2 separate regions of the Mus musculus genome follow, and region 1 is linked to region 2. Evidence: chromatin contacts called from ENCODE POLR2A ChIA-PET data. All regions are on one chromosome and are shown on one strand. The core of a region is the stretch at or near the end of the contact, and the rest is flanking DNA. Distances in the headings are between cores, read along the strand shown. Region 1 holds the start of Ptpn23 (protein tyrosine phosphatase, non-receptor type 23). Region 2 holds the start of Nbeal2 (neurobeachin-like 2).

Region 1 (6,427 bases), core at 1,598-4,097, 250 kb after region 2:
CTTTGTTACATGGTCTGTCTACAAGAATTAAGACTTCCAAAAAAGAAGAAAAAGAAGAAGAAGGAGGAGGAGGAGGAGGAGGAGGAGAAGAAGAAGAAAGAAGAAAGAAAGAAGAAGAAGAAGAAGAAGAAGAAGAAGAAGAAGAAGAAGAAGAAGAAGAAGAAGAAGAAGAAGGAAGAAGAAGAAGAAGAAGAAGAAGAAGAAGAAGAAGAAGAAAGAAGAAGAAAGAAGAAGAAGAAAGAAGAAGAAGAAGAAGAAGAAGAAGAAGAAAGAAGAAGAAAGAAGAAGAAGAAGAAAGAAAAGTAAAAAAATTAAAGAAAGAACAACAAAAACAAAAACAAAAACAAAAAAAACCCACAAAACAACAAAAAACAAAAACCAAGACTTCCTACTACCCCCTACCCCCTCCCTGTTCTAGCTCACATTGATCCCTTCCTGGCCTCATTTTTGGGATCTAAGCTGTTGCTTCTCTTTGCTCAGCAGGGCTTCCCCTCAGCTGGGACTCACCTGTTGTTCCTGAGTTTTGCAGAAATGGTGTCTGTAATGTTGGTATAGGGGCAGGTTCTAAAGAAGCCCAAGCTGGCCTGGAACTTAATACATAGTCTAGGTGGGGCTTGCCTTCTCACTTGGGGGTCACTTCTCACATGCTGTGATTAAATGAGTGTGCTACCCCCCCCCCCCCCCCGGATAGCTTAGTGAAAGATCTTGTGCGCGCGCACACACACCTTAGTCTTGCAGTAAAGCATATCTAATGTAATCCTTACAATTTTAACCATTTGAAGGCGACAGCTTTTAGGTACACTAGCTATTGTACCACCCCTCCCCCCACCATCCATCTTCAGAGGGTTATAATTCATAATGAAACTCTTCCCACAAACAACTCCTTTTGTTCTCAAATCAATTGCCGTGACAAAAATACCTCAAAATTAAAAGGCATTTTGCCTCATAGCTTCAAGGGTTATCGTAGGGAGGACCTTGATGGCCGAGTTCGCCTCAGAGCATCCAGAAAGCAGAGACACAGAACGGACAGCTGCACTAGCTGGCTTCCGACTCTCAAAAATTAGCTTTATCGTGTCTCTGCATAATGAATTGGGGGGGGGGCACACACAGGCCGTGGTGTACAACTCTGTCCAGCCAGTTTTCAATCCTCCTATCTTTAGGTTGATTCCCAAGATTGTTCCCGTGTTTGTGTGGCAACACCTTAGCTTCCAAATCATCCCCCCAGCTTAACATACTCTTTAAACTTCATTTTTTTGTGTTTTGTTTTGTTTTTTTAAAGACAAGGTTTCTCTGTGTAGCCCTGGCTGTCCTGGAACTCACTCTGTAGACCAGGCTGGCCTCGAACTCAGAAATCCACCTGCCTCTGCCTCCCAAGTGCTGGGATTAAAGGCATGCGCCACCACCGCCTGGCTAAACTTCATTTTAAAAATTATTGTATGTGTATAGGAGTTTTGCTTGGCACATATGTATGTCTGTGTACCACATGTGTGCAGTGCCCACAGAACCCAGAAGAAGACTAAAGGTCTGGAACTGGAGTTATAGACTGCTGGGAACTGCCATGTAGATGCTGAAAATCAAAGCCAGGTCCTCTGGAAGAGCAGCCAGTGTTCTTAACAACCAACCCACCTCTCTAGACCCTAACATACTTTTAGTATGGAAATGTCTGTTACTTCTACAAAGAGGACGTGGGCCCTACCTGGGTCGGGGAAACCCGTCTTGTGAATCCAGAGTCTTTATTCTCGGGCTCTACATTGCCTCTAAATGCATCTGTCCTCATCTTCACACAAACTAGACCTGAAGTCTTGCGCTCCCTTCTACATGTTCCTCCCAATTTCCTCATGTCAGGTAACAGCCTGTCAGCTATCCACCTAAACCAGGCAGAAACTTGGAAATCAACTTTGATCTCATTCCCTAACATGTACCCACCCCAACTTAGGATACTTTTTTTTCAAAATAGTTCTCAGATGTTCCTCAAAGTGCATTATCTACCCACTTTTTTTTTTAAAGCCTTTTTCACCCAAAGCCACAATCACCGGTCTCCTAGAAGACTACAAAAGGTCACTCACTACTTTCTCCGTTTCCTTATTTTTAAAATTTGTTTGAGACAACGTATTGTTATGTTGCCCAGTCCAGCCTTGAAATGACCTAGTCTCTTCCCTCAATCTCCGGGGTGTCTCCATTATTTATGTCTAAAATTTAACAATACACACAACACAGCTTTAAAATTCCTGTTTCACAGGTGTCTCCAGAGACAAATGCTCGTCGCTGTATAGTTCCTTCCAGAGTCGCAGTCTTCTTAGGTGTTAACTTGGCTGTTCAATGTATCCTACTAAAAATCAAGAACTCCTCAGGCTGCAGAGGGTGGTGGTGTGGAGCAGTGTTCCTGCCCCCTCAACCGCGGACAGAAGGAATCCCTTGGCACTTTTAGCCTGAGTTCCATCCCGCCATACAGTTTGCATAGCTCATGGCTGTCTTCACAACCCCTCTCCCTAACATCACACTAGTCGTTCTCTATGCAGCACTAGTCCCCATCCTTCACCGCTCTCAAGATTTGGGAATTACAAATTCATGGGTGAGTTTTTGAAGGGCCCCCCCGGGAGGAAGAAGAACGTTACGCAAACCAGAAAATCCCAGCAAAGCCTCAAGCTTAGTGGAGGAGATCACTATTCCCAGAAGCCCCTTCACCGTGGATTGGGTCGTCTCTCCACCCAAGACCCTTCGCGCGAGAAGACCGAGCATGCGCGAAGAGGTGTGCGCATGTGCAAAAAGACTACCGGGGTGGGGGGGCCGGACTGCACCTCCCAACAGGCTGCGGGGGGAGTGCGTCACTCCGCGTGACGAGCAGCTTCCGGCGTGGAGGGGCGGGGTTGCGCGCGCGGCTGAAGCAGCTGCTGGACCTGGGAGGGGAGCGGCCCTAGGGCCGCTAGGCGCTACCCGCGATGGAGGCCGTGCCCCGGATGCCCATGATCTGGCTGGACCTGAAGGAGGCCGGTGACTTTCACTTCCAGTCTGCGGTGAAGAAGGTGAGCACACCTTCGCCGCGCATCTCCGTCGTCTGCCCGCGCGTGACGCCCCCCCTGCGCGCCTGTCCCTCCCCGGGTTCCGTCACAGGTCGGGCCAGGCGTTTTCCCTTAGGATGGCCCACCCCTCCCCGGCCGGCACATCATCGTTTTCTCCGACTGGCAGTGCATCATTATGGGGACCCTCTTCCGGACTTCTGTCCCAGACCACCCGCGTTTCTACCGAGGTTCAGCGCTTCCTTGCGATGACGCTCCTGGACCCAGCTCTGCCCTGTTCCTCCATGTCCAGGGAGCCCCCGCGGGGAGCGATGGCGGTCCAGGGTCTACGGAGTCCATGCTAGGCCCGGGCCTTGGTGGCCTCCCAGTTCAAGACTGGACTAGGAAAGAATGTGTGTTTAAGACCGGAGCCCGAGTGGTCCATAGGAATGTCTGGCTCTTAGAGTGTGTGACTGAGTGTGTGTCTGTGTGCAGTTGGATGTCTGACCCTCCAATTCTCTATGGTCTCCTGACAAAATTTCTGTTCCAAAGTTCCTTTGAACCAAAAAGACAGTTTCTTGTTGATGATTAGAGGGCTTGAATCACGCTAGGGCTCTTGGCATCCTATGAGTCATTGTGCTGGCTAGAGCAGTCGTTTGGAGCTCACTGAGGCAAGGGGTTTCCGTGGTGAGATCAGGTGTGGTGATGTGGAACTGGGTAACCTCCGAGAGGGCCGTAGCAGCAGTGGGCAGGTGGGGAGCTGGGAGGAGTCTTGGGGATTTAGCACAGCAGCGGTTGGAGTAGACAGTCTAGAATCCTTTACCACTCCGTGGTATTTAGGGAAAGGAGGAGAAAGAAAATGGGTTTGGAAGTAGTTTCCGATGGACTTGCCTCCTGGATTCTCTTCATATCACCACTTCCTCTGATCAGGCCCTACTTGCTTGAGGATAGGGTGAGGTGCATTCAGGTGCCGGGTGTGTGGATGTGGTGGTGGTCCAAGCTGTGAGTATCAGACCCAGACAGAGCCTGGCACAAGAAGCTAGGCAGGTGCTCTTCCACAGAGATATATGCCCCCAGCCCAGACTCCTTTCCCCACCTGTAAGACCAGCGTAGTAAGCCAATTGATCTAAATTTACAGACTTTTGTTAATTCTTTACCATCTTCTCTTTTTTTGTTTGTTTGTTTGTTTGGCTGTCCTGGAACTCACTTTGTTTGAGGCCTCTCAGAGATCCGCCTGCCTCTGCCTCCCAAGTGCTGGGATTAAAGGCGTACACCACCACCGCCCACCACCTGGCTACCATCTTCTGTTTAATATTATGAGGTGAATTTTTCTAAAATGTATCAAAATTGAGGAAGATAAAGACATAGTATATTGGGCCCTGGTTATACAGAGTCTTACAGAGTAAAGCCAGTATTTTTAGTTTCCCATTCAGGATTCTCTCTGACATAGCCTAATTCTTTGATCTTTTGTCTCACTCCTGTTGTAATATGTTATATGTTTGATCTGTGTTTCTGTGATTTAGGTATTCTACATTCTGTTCATAATTATTACTTCTTCTTTCCTTAATAGGCTTTTCTCCATGTTGTACTTTTGATTGTGGAAATTATATTACCTCAGTGGTTGCTACCTCAGAACTGTTAATTTTGCTAGCTAGGAATCTTAGTGTAAATATCTGATATGCAGGCTATCTGATCTGCTACCCCAAAGGAGCTGAGGCCTACATGTTGAGAATCACTGGTCTACTTAAAAGAGCTCTCATGTTTGCCCCACAGAGAGGCAATAGGGCCATTCTGTAATCTCTGTGAATTGGTTCCATTCAACTTTCAAGGTCCAGCTGTATGTAGCTCTGACTTCCAAAAAGCTTAACTTAATCTGGATTAGTCTTTTCCTCTTCTGAATTTCCTTCCCTTCACCCTTTCTTTAACAACAGTTCCATGTGCTGTGTTTGATCTTTATGTGTGTGTGTGTGTGTGTGTGTGTGTGTGTGTATGTATGTGTGTCTGTGTCTGTGTCTGTGTCTGGGTGTGTGGGTTCAGGCATGGCAGTCCATTTGTGTGGAGGCCAGAGGTCAGCTTGCAGGAGTTAGTGTTCTCCTTCTGCTAGGCAGGTCCAGGGACTCAAACTCAGGTGGTTAGACCTGGCAGCAAGTGCCTTCCTCCCCTGACCCTGCTACTCTGGCCCTATATATATATTGGGTTTTGTTCGTTTTTCTCTTTTCAAGACAGGGACTCACTATGGAGCTTTGGCTATCCTGGAACTTACTATGTAGACTAGGCAGTCCTCAAATTCACAGGCCTGCCTTGGCCTCCTAAGTGTTGGTATTAAAGGTGTTCTCCGATACACTCTGCTCCTATATGTGCTGTGTTTTAACCCCATATTCAGTTGGGATACCAGAGGGGCCTCTCCATGTTCCTTTAGCCTAATACCCTCTACCTAGGAAAATGTTTCTCAAATGACTGACAGTCTAGAGCAGCGGTTCTCAAACTTCCTAATGCCGCCCCCTTAATACAGTTCCTCCTGTTGTGGTGACCCCCAGTCATAAAATTATTTTTGTTGTTACTTTATAACTAGTGTTGCTACTGGGTTTTTTTGTTTTGTTTTGTTTGGTTTGGTTTTTCGAGACAGGATTTCTCTGTATAGCCCTGGCTGTCCTGGAACTCACTCTGTAGACCAGGCTGGCCTCGAACTCAGAAATCCACCTGCCTCTGCCTCCCAAGTGCTGGGATTAAAGGTGTGTGCCACCACCGCCCTGCTAATGTTGCTACTGTTATGACTCATAAAGTAAATATCTGGTATGCAGATGATCCTAGGCAGCCCCCGTGAAAGACTCATTTAAATCTCCAAAGGGGCCATGAGCCACAGGTTGAGAACTACTGGTCTAGAGGGAATTTAAATTAGATTTAGATTATGTTGACCCTAAATACATGAAAAAAAAATCTTTGTCCAGGGCCTAGACAAATGGACAGTAGAAAATAAAACATCTCTCTTATGGAAGCCTGGAGTTTGATTCTCATGGCCCACATTGGTTGGCCAGTTCAAGACTGCTGGTAACTCCAATTTGGGTGTGTTTATGCGTGGGGGTGGGATGGGGTAGGGGGATGAGACTCCCTCTTCTGGCCTCCGAGGGCACCTGTATTCACATGCAAAACCCACATACGTTTTAATAATAATATCTCAGCCTAGTCAGATATGGTGGTTATATGTCTGCACTTGGGAAACAGGCAGGAAGATGGGATTCCTGGGCTGCATAGTGAGACCCTGTCTCAAAATAAGACATAATCTCAGTTCCCAAATCCCTAGGTTTTGGAGGGTGGGAACATTGGTTAAGACAGAGCGCTACAGAATTACAGGCAGTTATGGCCTCAAACTTGCTATATAGCAGAGGCTAAGCTTGAATTCCTGTTCCTCTTGCCTCAACCTCTCCATTGCT
Region 2 (6,552 bases), core at 2,549-5,048:
CCTGGAGAGAACCTGCCTCAAGAGTATCAGAGAGAGTGACAGATGAGGATGAGAGCCAAGCCTGCGCCTCCCTGGGTCTGAAGGGCAGGAGGGTAGTCATCTGATGGGTCTCTAGGCTGCCAAGGAAAGCAGAAGCCTGCTGGGCCAGCGGTCGGTCGCTCTCACTACTTCCCTTTCGCTTTCTCATAGTATGCTACAAGGTAGGCAGCTATTCCGAAAGGAAAACAAAGCCAACCGAGACTGACCAATCTCGGTTTTTTTTTTTTTTTTTTTTTTTTTTGTTTAGTAAGTCGGAAGTGGAGTCTCTGATTTCCTCCACCTCTGCCAAATGTTTTTTGTTGTTGTTGAATGAGGGACACCGTTTTTTGTTTGTTTGTTTGGTTGGTTGGTTTTGTTTTGTTTTTTTGCCTATGTAACAAAGAGCCAACATCTTCCAGCTTCCCATGCTGATGTTCTCAAAAGAACTTCAATAGCCAAAAAAAAATGGTCTTGAGAAGGAACTAGGTACACGACTTAAGACTAATTTCAAAACTTACTGCAGGTCAGGTGTGGTGAAACAAGCCTCAATCACTGATTTTCCCTATTATATGGCAAAATAACCCACAAAAGTGACTGTGTTATTTATTCCTCTACTGGAGAAGTGAAAACACAAACACAAAAACAAACAAACAGGCTTAGGAACATGAAACAATTTGTCCTAAGTCTCACCGTGTCGAAAGACACAGCCAAAATCTGCACACAAGTAGTGAATTTCATTTCTTTGGAAAGACCAGCAAGTAAGGATGAATCCAGACCATATTTCGGTGGCTACCGAAAGGAAGGAAAAGTGTTTTTCGAATCTGGCAACTAATAGGACTAGTAAGCCAAGACGGGAAAGAAACGGCAGCCTTCTTTCCCTGCAGTCCACCCAGAAAGGTCACTAGCTGTCCTACCCAAGGGAGCCCTGGTGGTAGGTGTTGGAAGGCACGGCCAATGGGGCCAATCAAAAACTTAAACAAACAAATAAACAAAAAAACCGCCGAGCCCAACAAACATGTAGTTAAAAGCCGGCCTTGCAACAACTACCATGATGGATAAAATATCTGGGTTGTCGCCCGAAAACGACTTCCTAAGGCGCACGCGCGAGCTCCGCCCCTGCACTCAAGAAACGAGCCTATCTCAGAGGTCAGCGCCGTCCCACTGCGCATGCGCTACGCGCACGCGCACTTTGGCTTCAGTGGTTCCCTGGTAATCCTCCGCCTTCCCACTGGCCCAGAGCACTGGCCGCCATACCCGCAGCTCTCACTCCACCGTGCCTCACCTTGCGCCCGGTTTTCTCCCGGAGGGCCTTCAGCCGTTCTTTCCGCCGCAGCGCCTCTTCCTCTAGGCGGCCCACACCGGCAGGAGCAGCCGCCATCTTTTCGGAGGCCCCCACCTCCTTTTCACTTCTGCCTCGCGCAGGCTCAGTGAGCAGGAGAATGTCTTACGGCCAATCCAAGGGAGACAATGGAGAGCCGGAAGCCCTGAGAACCAATCAATGCTGAGTTGATACAAAAGTCCACGCCCCTTGATCTGGAGCACCTGTACAGCGAGTGAGCCGGCTGGGTTGTGGGCAAAGGCGTTAAGATTCGATTTGTCCGACACTTAATTTGTGAGAAAGCAAATAGAATCAGACCTGAGAGGAAGAGAATAGAGAGAGTCGATTGCTCTGGTTTTGCCTAACCACCACCCACCTCTCCTAACTGCCCTCTTGGAATATTTAGCCATCCTTATCCACTTGTGCCAATTCTTCAAGAGCGAATGCCTTGAGAAACATTCCCTGAGCCGGGTGAGGTGGTGCACGTTTGTAATTCCAGCACTTCAGAGGCTGAGGCATCAAAATTATGGGGTCGGGTTCAGTCTGGGCTACGTAAGATAACCTTGTCTTAACGCACCACTACCAGACAAACACCCAGAAACCTTCCTTGGCCACTCTCATTCCCAACTCACTCTGAGGTCAGCCTCTCCCTTCTCTACAGAGTGCCAGTGGCAGCTTGCACTCACTCGCCTGATGAGTTGTTGCGCATAAGCCTTGCTATCCACTCTCTGGCTCCAGAACTGCTGAGTTCGAGGCCTGGCTACATGGCCTTTTCCTTTGAACTCAAGAATGATCTCGCATCTCTTTCGGGAGCTGCAGCATAATCAGAGTCAGGCTACCTTACCTGCTTAAAAGCAAATAGCAGCCGGGCGTGGTGGCGCACGCCTTTAATCCTGGCACTTGGGAGGCAGAGGCAGGCAGATTTCTGAGTTCGAGGCCAGCCTGGTCTACAAAGTGAGTTCCAGGATAGCCAGGGCTATACAGGGAAACCCTGTCTCGAAAAACAAACAAACAACAACAAAAAAAAGAGCAAACAGCAACCAGGGCCGAATAAGTGCCACTGAATTACTCTCTCCTCCCAGTATAAAAAGAGGTTGACGGAGCCGGGCGTGGTGGCGCACGACTTTAATCCCGGCACTTGAGAGGCAGAGGCAGGTGGATGGATTTCTGAGTTGGAGTCCAGCCTGGTTTCCAAAGCGAATTCCAGGATAGTCAGGACTACATGGAGAAATCTTGTCTCACAAAACAAAAGGAGAAGAAGGAGTTTGACTGCGGCAGATGGTCACAGATGCGTTTGCTTCTTTTCTTCTCCTCCTCCTCTTCCAGGAGATGGCAAGCCCATGAGCAACGTGGCTCCCTGTCTGGGGCTTCTGTTATAAAGCTGGCCCAAAGGAGAATGATCTTCCCTAACAGCTCCCTTCAAATGTCACCGTTTCCTAAGCTCGGTGTTATCCTGGGTTAACCTGGTTCTGTCTGGGACCTTCCCTTACAGTAGGAGACGGGGTGGCTGCCAGCCCCTGGCATAGAGGGTATCTGTGCTCAGGAAAGGTAAGCTCATACTAAGATGCATAGGGCGCTTCATACTGATCGATCCCTAGGACCAATAGGAGCCATCTGGACCTAGCAAACTTTCCCCTACCCCTAACAAAGAAGCTGGTTCCCACCCAACACCAGGGGCTCCCTCACTTCACAGTCCAGTCACAAGGAAAGGACAGACAGGGTGTTGGTGACAGTGGCCCAGAAATGACTCAGCCAGGCCTAGATCCCTTGTTCCTGCTGTCCCTGCAATTCTCATTTGGCTTGTCTGAGCCTCAGTTTCTTCATTCATTAAAGCCGGCATGAGGCACCCACCTCCTTCAGGCCAAAGGAACAAAAAATGACTGACAAGTGCCGGGCCCTGGGAGGAGGGGCTCCCAGCAATGGAGCACCTGGGCAGGATTCCTAGAGGGAGTGGGCTACTGTATGTATCCTAAACTTGGTAAGGACGCCGCTCCTCTGCAGGTAGGTTTGTCCTGCAGTCGACTGATGATTCCTTCCATCCAGCTCAACACTAGGCGAAACTAAAAGGTAGCACTTGTCTTCCATAAAGCTCTTAAAACAGAACCTTGCACGTAGTTAGTGCCACAAGTGTTCGTCATGGGCGAGGTTATTATTAGTATTGTTGAAGGACCCTAGTCATCTCCACGCGAACCACAGTCCTTTCATTGAACAGCGATAATTCCAAGCCCGATAGGTTCTGTACTCGGGTTAAAGCCTTTACGGGCCCCTCACTGGGGAGGATGGAAATAATCCTGCCAGTGGCTCTGAATGGACTCCGCCTGCGAGAGGCGGAGCTCCATGCGACCTCCCGGGCCGCCCTGACCCCAGGCTCCTCCTCCAGCCTGACTTCCCCGCCCTTTGGACAGTCCTAGGAGAGGCGGGGCGGTGGCCGCTGCCACAGACAACCAAGTGTAGGAAGCCAGGCGGTGGCCGGCCGGGAGGAGGAGGAGGGGCGTGTAGACTTTGGTGGCTAAGTGCGACAGGGTCAGGAGCCGCGGACTTCCCCCAGCAGTGTAGCGCCGCTCCGCCCCGGAGTGACGCCCTCCCGCCCATGGGCCTGGCCCGGGGCAACCGGCGGGCGGCGCGGAGGAGGCGGCGACAGGTGGCGCGCAGCAGGGCCAGAGCCCGGTCAGGCCATGGCCGCCTCGGAGCGGCTCTACGAGTTGTGGCTGCTCTACTACGCGCAGGTGAGCCCGTCTCGCCCCTGGTCCGCGGGGTCCCCAGATCCGCGCACGCAGTGTCTGCTGCACCTGCGTCCGGCTCCCCCGGGGCCGCAGATCGGCGCGCGCACGCGGGACTTCAGCTCCGCGCACACGTGCGTGCCCCTGGCTGCCGGGCTACCTCGGGCATTTGTGCCAGGGGACAGTGTTCGCCGGTGAGCGCTGTATTGCAAGTCCTCAGCGAGACCGCGCAGCCTCAGTTGCCCTGGCCAGTCAGTTCTCACCCTTTTCACAACTGGGTAAACTGAGACCTGGAAAGAGAGGGACTCAGTTTGCTGGTTGGTTGCTTCGCCTGAGAGGCGCATTCGCGATAGGTGGTCATGGTGGCTAGAATGTCATGTAGGCTGGGGGATCCGGCAGGTGCCGCTTCTGACAAGTACATCAGACGTTCGTCACTTCAGACTCCTTCAGAGTTCTTAGTGATGAGCTCTTACTGTACTTGAAGCAACTTTAGCCTACCTCCATTCTGCAATGGGCCAGGGAGGATGGTGAGGTCAGGAGGGATGGCTGAAAGGGACCCTCGTTTCAGGCTGACTCCGCTGGTATCAGAAGGGGAGCGAAGGGGCTGTGATGCCTCTGACTCAAACTCTAGAAGCCTCACTTTCCCTTTTGCACTGGAAGCAGGGAGTGATCCCGGGGTTATGCCTCCCTCCTTGCACCTGCTTGGCACTAGGTGCCTAGCTCAGGTGTGCCCTGGACACAATGGTCCATTGTGTGTCCATGAACAGCTTGTCACTGGGAGAGCAGGGATATGGGGAGAGTTCATGCTCTACCCTGGCCCTCTGAAGAGGCTGCCTGATGGTTTGTCTAAGTCTGAAGGGCCACAGCTTCTTTGGTCTTCTTGGGCCGGTGGCATGTAGTAGAGTCCCACTTAGGGTAACCAAGTCCGAGCTCATTGCACCTTTAAGCCTTTACTTCCCGGCTGTAGAATCAACGCAGTTTTACCCTCAGGCCACCTGGACTTTGTAGAGAGGGAGCCACTATGGCTGGTGTAGGTCAGAAAAGCCTGCCTCTCCTCCATTCAGCCCCTGTATCTCCATCTTCAAGGGAGATCACCATGTGAAGAGAACTTAAACCAGGTGATGAATCTGCAGAGATGTCACCGCTGGGTTTTCAGGCTGGGTGGTAGGCTGCTGGAGATGTTCTGGTCCAGCTTCCTGGGACTGTACCCTTTCATAGTGGCTGGGCTGTTTGGTTTTGAGCTGTTGGCCACTTCTGTCTGCTGTGCTCCCACCGCCTCCCAGAAGGCTTAGGTATGGAGCTCAAGCTGGCTGGTTGTAGAAGTGGAAGCCTAGACAGGCAGGGGGCAGCCTGGGACCAAGCCAACAAATAAATCCAGGATGTGAGAGCAAACTCAGGAGTCGGGTGGGGCCGGGCTGCCTGGGGAGAGGAAGCCAGGCAGCCACCCAGTGCAGCCTTCCTGCCTGCTCCAAAAACACCGTCCCACTTCTCGGTGCTGGGTTCCCAAGGAAAGATAGTGCTGCTAGGGACCCGCCGTGTGTGTCACGGGGTGTGTAAGGCAAGGGCGGATCTGACAGGTGTTGCGAGACCCTTCGCCCCAGCATGATGGCACATGCCTGTAATGCCAGCATGAGAGAGGTTGAGGCAGGAGGATTGCCAAATGTCTGAGGCCAATCTGGGCAACAGTCTTTTGAGACTTGTCTCAAAAAGAAAAAAGAGACCCTTTTTTGTCAGTCCACAGCCAACCAGCCAGCAGCGCAGGTGGCCCCTCCCTTCAGCGGCAGAAGCTACCATCTGCTGGCAAACCTGTTTCCCCAGTTGTGGGTCTGGGTGAGGACAGAGGGGGAAGCACCCTAGTTCCTGCCCTTCTTTCCCCCAAAAGACCCTAGATTTAGATCTGCCTTCCCTCCTCACATGAGTCCTGCCCTCTTGGTGGGCTCTGAGAGGAGTGAGAGGGAGGGGACAGTATCAGAGTGTCCCTGAAGATAAATCAGTTGGTGTGCCTCAGGGTCCTCTTGGGGAAACCAAGGCAAAGTCACCAGGAGAGTTCCTTTAGCCACCCAAGCCTTGGTCTTGTGGTCAGGAAGCCTCAGGTGGCCCTCTACCTGGAACACCACCTGTTGTTCCTCTTGGAGCGTTTTTAACCTTCACTGCCCTTGCTTCCCAGAACTTAGCATTTAGTAAGTGTTCCCTTCCCTGGGTGTTAGCTGAATGACTGGATGAGAAGATGACCAGGGTAGTGACCAATCAAGGAAGTTATCCCACAGCAGGCAGAGTTGGGATTTTGAGGGCTGGAGGCCAGGAACAACAGGAATGAGCACATAGCAATAGGAAATAGAAGAAGCAAGCTTTCAGCGAACATGGCATGTCTTTCTCTCTCCCTCTTCCTCTCTCTCCCTCTCCCCCTTTCTTCCTCTCTGTCTGTCCCTCTCCCCCCTCTCTCTTTCTCATTCTGACACCCCCCTCTTCACCTTTAATCCCACCACTTGAAGGCAG

Evidence for each region. ChIA-PET counts read pairs that join two places held with the same protein, here RNA polymerase II (POLR2A).
Region 1: POLR2A ChIA-PET joins it to region 2 with 16 read pairs in Patski. The contact joins the promoter of Ptpn23 here to the promoter of Nbeal2 in region 2. POLR2A ChIA-PET finds 5 or more read pairs at or near these places in 2 of 5 experiments (Patski and embryonic stem cell).

Annotation. Positions count from the first base shown.
Region 1 is chr9:110,404,630-110,411,056 of GRCm38, reverse strand. Ptpn23 (protein tyrosine phosphatase, non-receptor type 23) reads left to right here and starts at 2,847. Exons shown (of 25, transcript NM_001081043.1): 1 at 2,847-3,023. The coding sequence starts at 2,940.
Region 2 is chr9:110,651,407-110,657,958 of GRCm38, reverse strand. Nbeal2 (neurobeachin-like 2) reads left to right here and starts at 3,798. Exons shown (of 54, transcript NM_183276.2): 1 at 3,798-4,062. The coding sequence starts at 4,012. Ccdc12 (coiled-coil domain containing 12) reads right to left here and starts at 1,456. Exons shown (of 7, transcript NM_028312.3): 1 at 1,301-1,456. The coding sequence starts at 1,396.